Regions from separate parts of the Homo sapiens genome. Here region 1 is linked to region 2. The links are chromatin loops, found by intact Hi-C in ENCODE. Cell type or tissue: heart left ventricle. All regions are shown on one strand.

Region 1 (8,000 bases), 170 kb after region 2:
GATCCAAAGGGGGTTGCCACTGCCAGTTCGAATACCTAGGTTTATATCCTGATAGTTGTCCCTCCCCCTGTGCTCTCAGGCGATAGATGACTATTTCTTTACCTCCTGCTTTTAGCTTAACGGGTATTTTAGTGAGCTCTCTGTTACCTGATTGGTCAGGTGTGAGCTGAGTTACAAGCCCCATATTTAAAGGTGGATACAGTCACCTTCCCCAGCTAGGGTTAGGAATTCTTAGTCGGCCTAGGAAATCCAGCTAGTCCTGTCTCTCATTACTATCCCTCAATACCTAACGTAATGTATAGCACACCAAAACTTGGGGAAGGGCAAGGAATGGGAGTTGCCAGCTTCTGCTGGAAGAAAATTGGGTTAAATAACTGACAAATTAAATATTTAATCTTTAAAAACCCTTTAAAATAAAAAACGCCATGATTGAAAAGTAATTAAAAACACTGCAATTTAGTATCATGTTTTGTGCATTCTTTGTATAATACTGATACTGTTTTTAAAAAGACATTTGAAAACTAAGTGCAGTTTTAAAAGGGCATATAACATTTTATTGACAAATAACAGAGATAGAGAAGTGAACTGTAGATAATCCTGAAAAACTATGCCTACTTCAAGTGTAACCTAACAAGTTTTTCCAAATGACCACTTTCCTTTCAGCGAATTAACAACAATCTTAATAACCTCACTAATAACTGTGTACGTTATTCTTTAAGTTAACATATGACAGTGTGGGAGGACACTCCCTGACAAAGATTAATGGACTCCATTAAGGATACCTATAGTTCCTTGCTCAGGAAGGAAACATTTTCATAGAATCTCCTTAGTTATTTTATTCACATAACAAGTCAAGTGTTAGCAACTAGCGTTACTCTCAGAGTCTAATGGGGAAGCTAAGTACGAAAATAAATGATTGCAATTCACTGTGATACATGCTGTAATAGAGGGATAGGAGGTATGCAACAGGTGTTAAGGGTAGATCAAAGTAGACAAGATGAACTCTGCTAACAGGGATTAAAGAAGGCTTTAGACTCTTGGAGGAAAAGTGGTTGTGGGAGGGGAGAGAATACTCCAGGCAATAACCTACAGAGTCACAGAAATTTGAAACAGCATGGCTTAATCAGAAAACTTTTTAAACTCATATTACTGAGGTATAGGTATACAATGGGGGCAGTGGGGGAGCGGGGGTTACAACAACATAGGCCTGAGGGAGAAAGTACACACACCCAGGCCAGGATGGCCAAGAAAACCACATTTGCCAGGTCACTAGGGGTGGAGGAAAAATATCTAAGGCATATGAGTCATGTTTTAGGATAAATGTTAAAAGTGAAATGTATATAAACGTTTCAAAAGTGAAATGTATATAAACATGAACTCAATCAGTATACAGATTGATTTTGTTAAGAGCCTGCTCTGGATCCAAACAGAGAGTGCATGGGACTTGTTGGCAAAAATCCCAGGACTGACAGACGCTGGTATCACAGAGGTCTGTGATGCAGCTCCAACACTCAACAGCCAGAGGATCACAACCACATTACTTAACCTGGACACCTCACTTATAAAGTTAGGAGGTTAGGGGAAAACCTCTCTGGGGCCTCTACTAACACAGAAATTCTAAATATAGGCTACCTTTTGACCACCGAATACCTATCAGGAACTTTACAGAGGGCTCTTGGTATTTACATATTTAACATCTAGAGATTCAACTATTCATGAATAATCCAAAGGTCATAACATGGAAGTAATCTGCTGAAACTCAAAACTGAATTGTGAACACTGCAAGGCTGATGTCAAAAAACAAACCATTTAGGTAGTAATTAATGACTCTGGCCAACTGTCTAGTATCCTAATCTCAAAAAGCCTTTATTCTGTTCTACTTACTTCATAAGCACTTCTTGGGGGAAGTGATATGCTACAATAGATTTGTAAATGTGAAGGTTCAAAAGGACCTTGTTATGTCCCTTGACAATGTCAAGTATGTCCTAAAATAGGCACTTTACATTCTCACCTCATCCAAACAAAAGCCTCAAAAGCAAGTTGCTGATTTATCAGTAGTACTTACAAGTAAAGGAATGAAAGATTTAGTTCCATTAACGAGTCCCTGACACTGTTTATATTGAGAGAGCTAAGAGAACCTATAACCAAGGAGATTCTCAGAAAATGCAGTTGTGAGCCCCCAAAATTTGAGACAGGTCTCAGTTAATTTAGAAAGTTTATTTTACCAAGGTTGAGAACAGGCACCCGTGACACAGCCTCAGGAGGTCCTGAAGGCACGTGCCCAAGGTGGTCAGACCACAGTTTGGTTTTATACATTTTAGAGAGACATGAGACATCAATCAACACATGTAAGATGAACATTTGGTTCTATCTGGAAAGGCGGGACAACTCGAAGCAGGGAGGGGGCTTCCAGGTCATAGGTAGATAAGAGACAAATGGTTGCATTCTTTTGAGTTTCTGATTAGCCCCTCCACAGAAGGCAAGCAGATATGTATTTATCTCAGTTAGCAGAGGGGTGACTACGAATAGAATGGGAAGCAGGTTTGCTCTAAGCAGTTCCCAGCTTGACCTCTTCCTTTAGCTTAGTGATTTGGGGGGCCCAAGATATTTTCTTTTCACAGAGAAAAGAATCCAAAACTGCAGAGAGTTTAAAGGCCAAAAAGTAAATAATGAATAATAAAAGCATATAATGAATTAAGCATATTGTTTAAGCAAATGCAAACTCATTCATTCATGAGACTAGGGGTCAATAAAGTACACACAAAACCACTCAACTACATTATACTAAAGTTGCACTTCTTGCATTTTTTACTCTAGTAACTAGGGAACCCTAGAAATTCCCCATTTTTTCCAAAAATGCAGGAAAATGAAAATTAACTTGTGCTGACTTATATATACATATATTTATTGATATTTATATATTTAAATACATATAGTTAAATGTAGCAAACAGTATATTTATATATAACTACACATTAATAATTAATCTAAACTCAGTTTAGATTCAACAAATTTTCCAGTGAAAAACCCTAACACATCTTTTGTGAAATATGTTCATTAGTAATCAGTAAAATATAAATTAAAGTACCATTTTCCTTCTATCTCATTAGAAAAACTGAAAATATTCACAATATTTAACATTAGCAGGGCTATAGATACAAATGTATTTTTCTATCCTGCTACTAAGACTGTAAATTAAGTACCACCCTTTAAGTTAGTAATAAGGCAGTACTTGTCAAGACAGAAATGTGCATTTTTAATTAATAATTATATTTCAAGAACTCTATCACGCAGAAATATTTATAGGAGTACACAGAGAAATGGATACAACATTGTTCATGTAAGTATAATTTGTAATAATAAACAGTGGGCAATAATAAAGCCTACCAATAAGAGAAGGGGGAACATTTATTTTAACATTTATTATGAAATACTAAGCAGGCATTCAAGAGAATAAGGAAACTCACATCATCTGATATGACTGGGTATCCTTGACATTCAGTAAATAAAACCGATTGCAAAATATAATAGATGGCATGATCCCATTTTTGCCTTAAGCCAAATTTTTTAAAAATGTGTACATCTATGTATATTTGTGTATGTGAGTACATGTATTTCTAGGTGTATTAATAGGTCTGATTTCAACAGAGGGGCATAGTAAACTCAAGATTATGCCACAAAGAGGCTATCTGGAGATAAATATCCTCTCCTTAATCTCCATCCACCCTTTTATCTCCTTCGAGGGCTTCCTTCCCCTTGACCTCACCCAACTGGAAATAAGAGAAAAGTGTGCCCCCTGGGTCTCTTGAGGCAGACAAAAGAAAAGAATGGAGAGCGTGTCCAGAGGGCAAAGAGAAGACATCCAGCAGAACAATATCAACATAAGGAAAATGAGGAGTTACAAAGCATTATCTAGAATATGATAACCTTTTATATATACATTATACAGTGGTTAATTTTTTCTATTTTTGCTTACATAAATTTATTAATTTTGATAAAAACAAATGTGTCATGAAATAAAATAAGAATTCCAAAAAACTAAAAACAAAACTAAAAAGGTCTGAAGAGTTTCATATTAAGATGAAATATCTAATTGTGCTCTCTCAAAAAACACACTAAAAATCCCACACCTACAAAGAATAACCAAAAAAAGAACAACATTTTAAAAGCTGGAAAGCAGAAAGCCAAATGTTGACTATCCTGGCTGACCTGCAAAGACAAAGTGTAAGCCAGCAGAGGAAAAAGTTGAAAACAAACCCACAGAATCCTCCTAAGGCCTAGGAGGCGGAAGCATCAGGTACTGCTGGATGCAAATGGAGATGAATGGCAGTTTGCCAAAATAAAGAGGATTAGGTAATGAGTGAGGGGCAGGTGGATTCCTAGATTCCCTTCTCTCTCTGCACCTCTGGGTAACTGTCCCTCTCCTACCGCAGCATAAACTTGCATGTCTATTCTCTAGAGAAGGTAAAACAGAGTTTCCCAATTAGGAAATGCACAGTTTAGGGCATGGTCACCACTCTAAGAACAGTGGGATTAAGTGACCATATACATGCTGAATCCTGAATGCTAAAACCTCAGACCATCTTCCCTGGATGAGCTCTCAGATGGCTGGCAACAAGATCTTTGGTCCTATGCCAGTTGTCCTATAGAATATTCTGCAATGATGGAAATGTTCCCTAGTTATGCTGTCCAAAACTGCAGCCATTAGCTACATGTAGCTATTGAGCATCTGAAATGTGGCTAGTGCCATTGAAGAAATGAATTTTTAACTTAATTATATTTCAATTTAAATAGCTACATGTGGGTAGTGGCCACAGTATTGAACAGCACAGTCCTAGGCAGAAGACAGGAGTGTACTCTCTGGGATGTCTGACCAGGCTATGAGGAAAGACAAAAATACAGAAACAGGCCAGGCGCGGTGACTCATGCCTGTAATCCTAGCACTTTGGGAGGCCGAGGCGGTCAGATCACTTGAGGTCAGGAGTTCGAAAATACAGAAACATTGAGGGATTCCCTAATAAACAGCCCACATAAATCACCCCTCAGTAAAGCCCAAAGTTCACAAGCCTCACCTACGTGCAAGCCTCTACTGGCTTTCTAAATCACCCATTTTTTATTAGGAACAGATAATGAGACTTCTGAGCAAACACTCTAACATGACATTAGAGACTAAATTAAACAGAAAAAAAAGTATACTTGAAGGAAATAAACTATTCAGGGGAAAAGAAAACTTCAAAGAAAACTATCTTTAACATTTTCAAAAAGACAATAAATACTGCAATCAGGAAACAATAACATGTTCTTGTGGGAAAATAAAATGAAGAAAGGAAATATCCAGAGAATAAAAGAGCTACTGAAAGTTTAAAACAGCAAAAATGATTAGCAAAAATTATACACGACCAAAGAGTTAGAAAATAAAGTTGAGAAAAAATCTCCCAAAAAGCCCAGCAGAAGATAAAGAGATGGAAAGCAGAAAGAATATATGAAAGGGCCAAGACACGAGGTCCCATATGCCAGTAATACAAGGGCCAAAAAGAGTTGTGAGAAATTGGAGAGGGGGAAATCAGCAACAACAATCTCAAAAAAATTCCCCGGAACCGGAGAAAATGACATTCCACATTAACAGAGCCTACTAATAGCAAAGATAATGGATGAAAACAGATGTTCACCAAGGAATACCACTGTAACTTACAGAAGAGTGGAGACAAAGAACGTTCCACAAACCTTCTAGAAAGGAAAAAACAGGTTACATACAAAGGATTAAAAATTAGACCAGCTTTGAACATCTCAGCAGCCAATACCAGGAGCAAGACAAAAACAGAACAAAAACTTTAAGATTCTAAAGAAAATTATTTCCAACCCGTCCCTGTAGCAAGTGTTAGAGTAGTTGGTAGAAAAACACTGTCAGACATGCCAGGTGTAAAAGTGACTTCCCATACAATCTTTTAAAAAGAAGCTACTGGAAAATGGGCTCCACTAAAAGAAGTAAACAAAGACTAAGGGAGATCTGAAATACAGCAAGTAAGAGATCATCATAGATGAGAGGTCAAGAAGGATGATCCTGAAAGGGAGATTTCAGGGTGACAACTATACATTAGATAGAGAAGGCATTCGGTCCAAATTCTGAGAGGATGGCACAAAAGGAAGACTCTCTGAAAGTTGTTATCACCAAAATCCTTGCTACTAAACAAACCATCTGTTTGAGTCAAGAATAGAGTGTCCAGGTGAACCTGGCACAAATCCTAATCTGTACTTGGCTTCTTGACCATGTGCTAATAAAATTCCTGCTCTCCCTGCCACATTTGGCTTCCACATCAGCTGATGACACTGATTTTATCTGTCATATAGCACTCTGCTTTGTTGGGCGTCGTGGCTTATGCCTGGAATCCCAGCACTTTGAAAGGCCAAGGCGGGTGGATCATTCGAGGTCAGGAGTTTGAGACCAGCCTGACCAACATGCAAAACCCCACTCTACTAAAAATACAAAAATTAGCCAGGCATGGTGGCATGCATCTGTAGTCCCAGCTACTTGGGAAGCTGAGGCAGGAGAATCATTTGAACCCAGGAGGCAGAGGTTGCAGTGATCAGGCCACTGCACTCCAGCCTGGGGGAGACAATGAGACTCTGCCTTAAAAAGAAAAAAAAAAAGTATTCTGCTTTGACCTAATCCTGAAATATGGAGACAACACATGGTGAATTTAGAAACAAAATATATTCCCACTGGACAGCTATACTATTCAACACCCCATTCATGTTGAAAACTCTCAATAACTGGGCTTTTAAGGAACATACCTCAAAATAATAAGAACCATCTATGACAAAAACCACAGCCAATATCATACTGAATGGACGAAAGTGAAGGCATTCCCCTTGATAACTGGCACAAAACAAAGATGCTCTCTCACTACTCCTATTCAACATAGAATTGGAAATCCTGGCTGAACAATCAGGCAAGAGAAAGAAATAAAGAGCATCCAAATAGGAAGAGAGGAAGTCAAACTATCCCTGTTTGCAGATGACATGAACCTATATCTAGAAAACCCAAAGTCTTGGCCCAAAAACTCCTTAAGCTGATAAACAACTTTAGCAAAGTCTCAGGATACAAAATCAATGTATAAAAATCACTAATATTCCTATATACCAACAATAGTCAAGCTGAAAGCCAAATCAAAAACCCAATCCCATTCACAATTGCCACAAAAAGAATAAAATAACTAGGAATACAGTTAATCAGTAAGGTGAAAAGATTTCTACAAGGAGAACTACAAAACACTGCTCAAAGAAATCAGAGATGACACAAACAAATGGAAAAACATTTCATGCTCATGGATAGAAAGAATCAATATCATTAAAATGGCCATACTACACAAAGTAATTTATAGATTCAATGCTATTCCTATTAAACAACCAATGACATTCTTCACAGAACTAGAAAAAAACTATTTTAAAAATCATATGGAACCAAAAAAGAGCCCAAAGAGCTCTTCACTTTTTGCTTAGGCAATCCTAAGCAAAAAGAACAAAGTTAGAAACATCATGCTACCCAACTTAAAACTATATTACAGGGCTACAGTAACCAAAACAGCATGGTACTGGTACAAAAACAGACACATAGACCAATGGAACAGAATAGAGAACCCAGAAATAAGGCATCACGCCTACAACTATCTGATCTTCAACAAAGCTGACAAAAACAAGCAATGGGGAAAGGACTCCCTATTCAATAAATGGTTCTAGAAGAAGACTGAAACTGGACCCCTTCCTTACACGATATACAAAAAATCATCTCAAGATGGATTAGAGACTTAAATATAAAACTCAAAACTATAAAAACCCGGAAGGCAATACTATTCTGGACATAGGAACTGGCAAAGATTTCATGACAAAGATACCAAAAGTAACTGCAACGAAAGCAAGAACTGACAAACGAGATTTCAGAAAACTAAAAACTTTTGCACAGCAAAAGAAATTATCAACAGAGTGAACAGACAACTAACGGA
Region 2 (8,000 bases):
CTAGGGCCTCACCTCTGCCTGCAGGAAGGAGGGGTGGCTGGAATGGGCCGCTGCTGAAGCCAACCTGGGAGAACAGTTCCGACGTGGGGAATGTGGATGGAATTATTTTCTTCAGATTTCCCAACAAAAATAACTTGGAATTTATGTCCTTGGACATGCTGTTCCATGTTTCTGCTCAAATTCCTCCCACTGCTGCCTAGGAGCCTTTAGATTTGCAAACAGCCCGGTCTTGGCATTTGGAGGTCAGAGCCATCCATCTTTATTTTAACAGGGATTCTTTAAGTTCCCACTGAGCACCAGGCCTGAGGCTGGGCCTTGGGGATTCCAGATGAACTCAGCACAGAAGGGGAGAGGGGCAGGGACCTCTTATTTGTGATTTTATTGTTATCTTTGTGCTGGGCACTTAGTAAGAGATGAAGGCCTCCTGCCAACCTTTGAGGGACAGATGATCATTTTCCCATTTTACCAATGAGGAAATCAGGATCTGGCAGGCTGAATGTCTGTCCTCTCCCCACCCCGTCACCAGGAGGGATGAGGGATCCCACCAGAGAGGCTGTAAGGCACTGACTGATCAGGCCACAGGAGAGGTGACAAAGGCTGATATTTGGCTCTGGCCTGACCCACTGGGACCCGGCTTCCAGCTCCTCACCTGGCGATGAGGCAGGAGGGTCACATGTCCCCTGAGGTCTCTGCCAGCCCTGACCTTCTTGGCTCTGTCTGGGCTCATCCGACCCTACCCTGCCTTCTCCATTTTCCAGTCTGAGCCAGGAGCCCTTCAAACGGTGGGCCACCCAACAGGGACCTGGCACCACTGTGTGGTGTCTGAGAAATTGCAAACAATGATGACAGGCAGTTTCCTTCCTGAGAAGTAGGGAGGCACACGAGCCTTGTTCTCCTCTGTGCCCATTCCACCATAGGTGCAGGGGAAAAGTGTCACCCTTTCCTTGGTCTCATAGCCTCTGGGGCATTCTGTGAATGAGTCTGAAAACAAGCCATTGCAGGGAGGGAAAAATAAGCTGCTTACCCCAGAATGGCTCTCTGAAGCTCTGCCGGCCACCTCCTCCCAGGCCTTTGCAACAGAGACACCCTCCTCTGTTGACAGGGTAGGTCACCCTAGGAATCAGGCAGTTCTCTCTTAGGTGTCAGCTTGCAGCACTCCCATGAGGACAGGCTGGGTCAGGAGCCCACCCTCTGCTCTGATGAACTCCCACAGACCCAGGATGGAAAGGCCACAGACTCCCTTTTGCAGCTTTCCCTGGTGGAGGGACAGGTTGAGGGACAGGCTCCAGGCCAGAGGCACTCGGCTTCCATCCAGGGAGAAAAGCTGTGCAGACACGTTTCCCTCGCTAGTCACTAGGACTGAGAGCAGGGAATGAGTGAAGCTGGGACCAGCCAGGCCATGGTGCCAGCTGTGCCTGAAGCAAATACTAACAACAGCTATAATTAGCAGTAATGACCCGAATGGCTAGCATACTGTGCTGATGGATTTACAACAGGGGCGGTGGGGCTGTGGAGAGAATTCGAAGGGTCTGTGAACTTGAATGGGGAAAAAATTTATATCCTTATTTTCACTAACCTTCCACTGAAATTGAGTATCTCCTGCTCTTCTGAATGTAGTCAACAGGCCTCAGACATTTTAGCAGCATCTGCGACTTGCCAGTAGAAATCAAAGTTACATTTCATATCACTGCATTTGTTACGATATCTGAAATTATTGTTTAAGCTAATCACTGCTTCAGAATTATGGGGGTTGCGAGATCTGTCACTAGATCTTGTTTGTCGTGTTAACAAGAATCTGTGATGTGATATCAAAAATTTTAGCTTCTATAAAAATATTGTGATAACTGTATTTCAATGTAATTGGTGTTATCCTATGTCTTCTGTTTCATGCATTTAAAAATATAGCTCTGAGGAGGGATTCAAAGCTTCACCAGGCTGCCTTAACGAGGAAGAGAGGGGCTGCTCTACTGGCATAACCTTGAACAATGCTCCCAACCAGCCAGTGTGGGGGCAGGGCTGGAAGGACCTAGGTTGGCCTGCATACATTTTGGGGGTGCAGATCCCTTTGTTCAAAAAAAGTTTTTCAGGGGCTGGGCGCGGTGGCTCACACCTGTAATCCCAGCACTTTGGGAGGCTGAGGCAGGTGGATCACTTGAGGTCTGGAGTTTGAGACTAGCCTGGCCAACATGGTGAAACCCCATCCCTACTAAAAATACAAAATTTTGCCGGGCCTGGTGGCATACACCTGTAGTCCCAGCTACTCAGGAGGCTGAAGCAGGAGAATCACTTGAACCTGGGAGGCAGAGATTGCAGTGAGCCAAGATCGCAGCACTGCACTCCAGCCTGGGTGACAGAGTGAGACTCCGTTTCCAAAAAAAAAAAAAAAAAAAAAAAAAAGAGTGTTTCAGGAAGGCCAGCGTGACATCATATAAAGGTGGGACTGCTCTGGTAGAATTTGGGGGCAGGGGGTCCTTGGAGCTTCCTTACCCTGCCTACCGAGCCCTTTCATTAGATGCCGTCCTGCTCTTCCCCGCTTCCAAAAAAGCTCCATGGACTTCCTCAGTTTCCACAGAGCACATTTGCAAATCATGGACCTAATGCAGCCCCTGTCCAGGACCACCTCGTTGGTGGCATAACTTCCTATACAGCCCTGCCCATCGGAAGTCCAGGATGCCCTGGTTCTAGGCCCACAAGGCCTCAAGCTTGACTGTAGGCAGATCTGGGGTAGAATTTGGGGGATGTCATTTATGATCCCAGAATGAGTCCTCCCATGCATTCCTGAAAAAGACCAGGAGAAGGCTGGGCGCAGTGGCTCATGCCTATAATCCCAGCACTTTGGGAGGCCAAGGCAGGCAGATCACAAGGTCAGGAGATCAAGACCATCCTGCCCAACAGGGTGAAACCCCATCTCTACTAAAAATACAAAAGTTAGCCAGGCGTGGTGGTGGGCGCCTGTAGTCCCAGCTACTCAGGAGGCTGAGGCAGGACAATCACTTGAACCAGGGAGGCGGAGGTTGCAATAAACCGAGATTGCACCACTGTACTCCAGCCTGGGCGAAAAGAGCAAAAACTCCATCTCGAAAAAAGAAAAAGACCAGGAGAGAGAGGGGTTCCTAGCCCAGAGGGCTCTCACCAGCAGCTCAGGAGTTAAAAACATGGGCTTAGAAAGCTCTAAGTTCAAATACTTTTCCACCGCTTACTAGTGGTGTGTGCCGTCCAGCCTCCACTTTCACCTGGTAATTAGGAATAATACAATTTCCCACATTTAAAGGTTGTTTTGAGTTAAACGAAAAAATGCATGTAAAGAGCTTAGCCTGACCCAGCAAATGCTCAGTAAGTGGCTGTTGCTACCTGAGCCCTTTCTCTGGGGAAGATGTTTGCACCTGCCACAGCCTCTGCCCTCCTCATCCTTTCCCTCTAAGGCATCTCCCCATTGGAGACCACCTCCAGGCTTGTTTTCACCGTCCAGGCCTGGAACTCTTAGTCCTTCCAATCCTTTCCAAACATGTCACTTGGCATTCTCAGGGTGTTTTGGTAGCAGCAGCCACAGCTCACCCAGACGGCACACACTGTAGCTATTATCTAATCATCTAATAATTAGCTTGACATTTATAAAGGGCCTTGAGGGATAACTGCTTGGGGTAACTGCTGTTTTCAAATGCGATGGTACCGTAATTTTGCACCTGTGCCAGGCAAAATGTGAGCAAGAGGGAACAGTGACCCAAGCCTCTGCCTGCCCTCAATTGTCCTTAGTGTGTTTAAGTGGAAGCAGATTTACCCAGAAGCTAACAAAGCATAAGCGTCAAGACCCCTTACCTGCACGGTCCTGTGTTTTCTGTAAAGTTTGCAAAAGTAGCATACGTTTGCTTTTTTTTTTTTTTTTTTCTTAAAGAGGCACTTCAAAATTGTATGAGCTGCAGGTGCTACAAAACCTAACCCACTCCTGGGTTTAAATCAGAGCTGTCTCTTGGATCAGTCCTGCCTGGAAGCCTACTTTTCCTATTGTTGCCATCAAGAACTGGCAAATGGGTTTGGGGCAGAAGGTTAAGGAGGGGGCTGCACTGTGGGCTAAACATGGTGATTTGCTGGATCAGAATGGAGCCCCAGACTTTCCAGCATTAGGGATTCAGAGATCCCTGTTCTGCCACCTGCTGGCTGGAAGACTTGGGTGCCGCCACACAATCTCAGCCCAGGAGTCCTCCTCAGTAAACTGCCATTTAGAAGCCTGACCTGCCTACAGCACAGCCAGAGGTTACTATGAAGAGCAAACAAGCTCTCTGTCAATATGCTGAAGTGGCTGTTTGGTGGTGACTGCAAAAACACACAAAACATTGAGTTAGGACTTAAAAGGCCGGCAATAAACTCCCTCCCCAGCCCATGGCAAGTAAGTCATGCATGGAATGAGGTACATAGCTTGCATGTGCCTTACTCGACTAAGAAATAAAATAGGGAAAATACTCCCTAGCCCTTGTTAGTAGGAGCACAGGTTGTGAGAAGCGAAAGCAGTCATCTGCCTGGACACCTGGGGGGCCACAGTCTTCCCACTTCTACAGCCTCAGGCCTTTGGGAGTAGCCCCCAGGACAGATGACCAGGGAAAGGATATGGCTTTGGCCAGGACACGGAAGAGAGAGGTGAGAGTAGATAAAAGCTTCCACTGCAACAAGGGCAGGCTCTCATTATTGCTGTTAGTGGCCCCACCTCCCAGCTGGGCTCAGACCCCAATGCCCTCTGATACCTTCCCTTCTGGTTTCCCCACATCTGATTAGTTAAGTCCTAAAATCCCCACCCTCAGTATCTGTTGCTTCATCCCCTCCCTACTATTCCTACAGGCCATCTTCTATTTCTGTTCTGGACTATAGCAACAGACATCTAACACAGGGCTTCCAACAAATGGGATACAGGTATGCTAGGGTTTTATCTCCTTGGCCCTGGACACAACCAGATCAGGCTTGGGGAAGCTGGGGCCTCTGGACTAGCATCTTGCAGCCCCAGGAAGCCTCCTTTGGTACTCCCAATGCACATTGCACTCCCAATGCAAATGTCATCATTTTTATATTGCCTCTATGTGGAAAATTTGGGGAATGCTGACCTCCCAAGTGCCCCTTTCTGCCCACTCAGACGCATCCTGGGCACTGTGGCCAGGTTGATTTCCATGGAGTCCAACTATAATAGTGCAGTTCACCTTCAGAATGGCAAGATTCTGCATGGAATGACGGTTGCAGCAAGCCACACCTGGCCACAAGATCAGGTGAAAAGACCCAATGCCAGAGTCCTTCTCACAGCGTGGTCCTGTGAGTTGCAATGTGTGGAGAAACATAGTCTGGGAGCACAGCAGACTACACTCCTTCTCTTAGGTTGTGGTTCTCAGATTCTATGGTGTACATGCATCACCTGCTACACTTGTGAGAAATGCAGATTCCAGGGCCTCCTCCCTTCCCCCTCCCCACTCCCCAGCCCCTCACCAAAATTATAAACCAGGGGGTTTGCAACTAGTCCAAGAAATTTACATTTTTGAGAAGCATGCTGACTATGAATGCAGGTGTTGCACAAACCCTACTTTGGGAAACAGTGCCCCAGTGACCACAGCTAATTGCAGATTTCACCCAGTCAGCCCAAAAGATGAAACACCGCATATGGACAGGAATTAGCAGTAAAAAACTGTGTTTCAGCCTAAAACTTGAAACCAAATACGTCACTTGGAATAATTCCATAAGAATAAGAGATCATTAAAATACGGAAAGTGGTTGAAAGGAAGACCATCTGTGCAAACCAAAGCAGTTTCGAGGAACCAAAATAAGTTACTCAGACCCGAGAACATTCTCCCAGAAGGGCAAACCACATGAAAAATACAAAATGTAATCCTAAAGAAAAAGGAAAGTCTTGAGATTCTGGAAATAAATTATTTATAATCTATAACCAAAGCAGCCCATTGGGCAGAAAAATACAGCAAACTGCTCTCTACAGTGTGAGCAGATGGAAGACATTGAATACGCACATGACCAAATATGAATGGCACGAGTTCCTTCAGGGGGTTCCCAAAGTGGAGTGAACTTCATCAATGGCATTATCATCTGCGGTGGGGGAGATGCTTCAGCAACAATTCCAGCAGCTCCGGGACCTGTCCTGTCATTCAGCTGGGTGGTTCTACAGGCTGTCACTACCTGTTCTGATTCCCAGATGGAGGCATGGTCGGCTCACAAGAATACCATGAATGTATCAGGCAAGTGGCACTGAACATCTGAAATCCAGACTGACTTGAAAAATAGAGATTGCACGTTCACCATAATGTTGTGGGATGTTTGACCCTCAGTCAGCAGATTGCCATCCTCGTGGGTTATTCCTGCCATTTGCTCCTTTACTTCCTTTTGGCCACCGCATGAACCATTTAATCACACTTCAAAACTCTGCTCAGTATGTGGAGTGGAGCGGAGGGCTCAGGAACCATTCTGGGTGGTAACGGACTGTGATTAAATAGAGACCCAGCAGTGACTGCAGAGTCCTTTTAACCAGGACAAAGCTGTGGTTCTTCCCCTTTGCTTGGGGACAGTGGAGGCCAGAGAAGACCGGGAGATGGTTCTGGAAGGGGCAACTCCACCTGGTTTACTAGCACCTCATTTGGGCTGGTTCACACCCATGGGATGGGCGCTCACTCACACTGTTTCCCCAGAGGAAATGTAGGACTTCGCGACTCGCCTCAACCTGAGATCTCAGTGACCTGGATCAACAATGTTTCAGGGGGAGGTTGAGAATCAGCATAAAGAAGCAGTTAGCGACTAATATGGGTTGGCTCTGTGTCCCCACCCAAATCTCATCTCAGTTTGTAATCCCCATGTGTCCAGGGAGGGACCTGTAATCCTCACACATCAAGGGAGGGAGGTGATTGGATCATGAGGGGTGGTTTCTCCCATGCTGTTCTCATGGTAGTGAGTGAGCTCTCATGAGAGCTGATGCTTTTAAAGTGTGGCACTTCCTCATTCTCACTCACACTCTCTCCCGCTGCCTCATGAAGAAGGTGTCTGCTGCCCCTTCTGTCATGATTGTAAGTTTCCTGAGGCCTCCTCAGTCATGCTGAACTGTGAGTCAATTAAACTTCTTTCCTTTATAAATTACACAGTCTAGGGTATTTCTTCATAGCAGTGTAAGAATGGACTAATACAGAGATGGAACATGTTTTCAGCTTTTATGTGAGGCTCTATTTTTAACAAGGATGAAATACCTATCAGGGAAAGAAATACAAAAGCCTCAATGGGACCCTTTTAGAGGTACACTAAAAACACATCCTGATAAATGCAAAATGGCCAAGTTTTAAGATAAGCATTGAGCTGGAGCCAAATGTTGCTATCATAGATATCCTTTGGAATATAACAATAAGTAGGAAATTTTATTTAATTGAGTAATAAGCATTACCCTTTTATTATTAAAATATTTAGTGGTCAGATTTCTAGTCTGCCTTTATAGTGCAGGAATAATGATGTCTTAGCACGGTCTGCTGTGAGATTGCACCTTGCATTTCACTGGGTGCTGCATATTTACAACACTCACTAGACATCCATGCTCACTGAGACCTGCACACACTGCCAGTACAGGCTTCTCATGATGGTGATGTTTTCCATGTTATTAATCTTTCCTTTCTCTTGAACTCAAATAATTCCTTTTTAACTCCTTGATATAAAGAAGTCCCAACCAAGACTTCTTGAAAGCCTCATGGCACATATTAAGTTAAATAACTAAAAGTGAAAAGTAGCTCTTACAGGTTAATTCTCCCCACCTGGGCATAGGGTGTACCCCGAGACTGCTGCAAGGATCAGCCTACACACAGGCGCTCACAGGCTGTCAGAGAAGGGGTCTTGGAAGCTGTAAAAGTGTCAAGCCAGACAAACCATTGCACTCAGCGGAGCAGGGAACCCTAAGAGTTACAAGGTAGTTCAGGCTTTGACTTGATTATGTAACCAGCTGTCCTAGGCCCTGAATAGAGCCACTGATCATCAACTGACCAATG

What was found. Hi-C counts contacts between places; a loop is a spot of excess contacts. Peaks named below come from ENCODE experiments on the same cell type or tissue, not always from the same donor. Only the 100,000 strongest peaks of a DNase experiment are listed, where the experiment ranks them.
Region 1: a loop joins it to region 2, with 4 times the contacts of the local background. A loop is called at or near these places in 8 of 110 quality-filtered maps.

Annotation. Positions count from the first base shown.
Region 1 is chr2:30,508,222-30,516,221 of GRCh38, reverse strand. All of the region lies in intron 1 of LCLAT1 (lysocardiolipin acyltransferase 1), which reads right to left. Among named protein-coding and RNA genes, the nearest start is that of LCLAT1, 65 kb to the right of the region's middle. RefSeq lists an enhancer at 1-326. In heart left ventricle, no CTCF peak of the experiment used is centred here; a DNase peak (open chromatin) is centred at 4,931; H3K27ac peaks cover 5,568 bases.
Region 2 is chr2:30,682,402-30,690,401 of GRCh38, reverse strand. No RefSeq gene overlaps it. Among named protein-coding and RNA genes, the nearest start is that of CAPN13, 120 kb to the left of the region's middle. In heart left ventricle, a CTCF peak has its summit at 4,183 (motif pointing left); DNase peaks (open chromatin) are centred at 715 and 1,320; H3K27ac peaks cover 2,577 bases.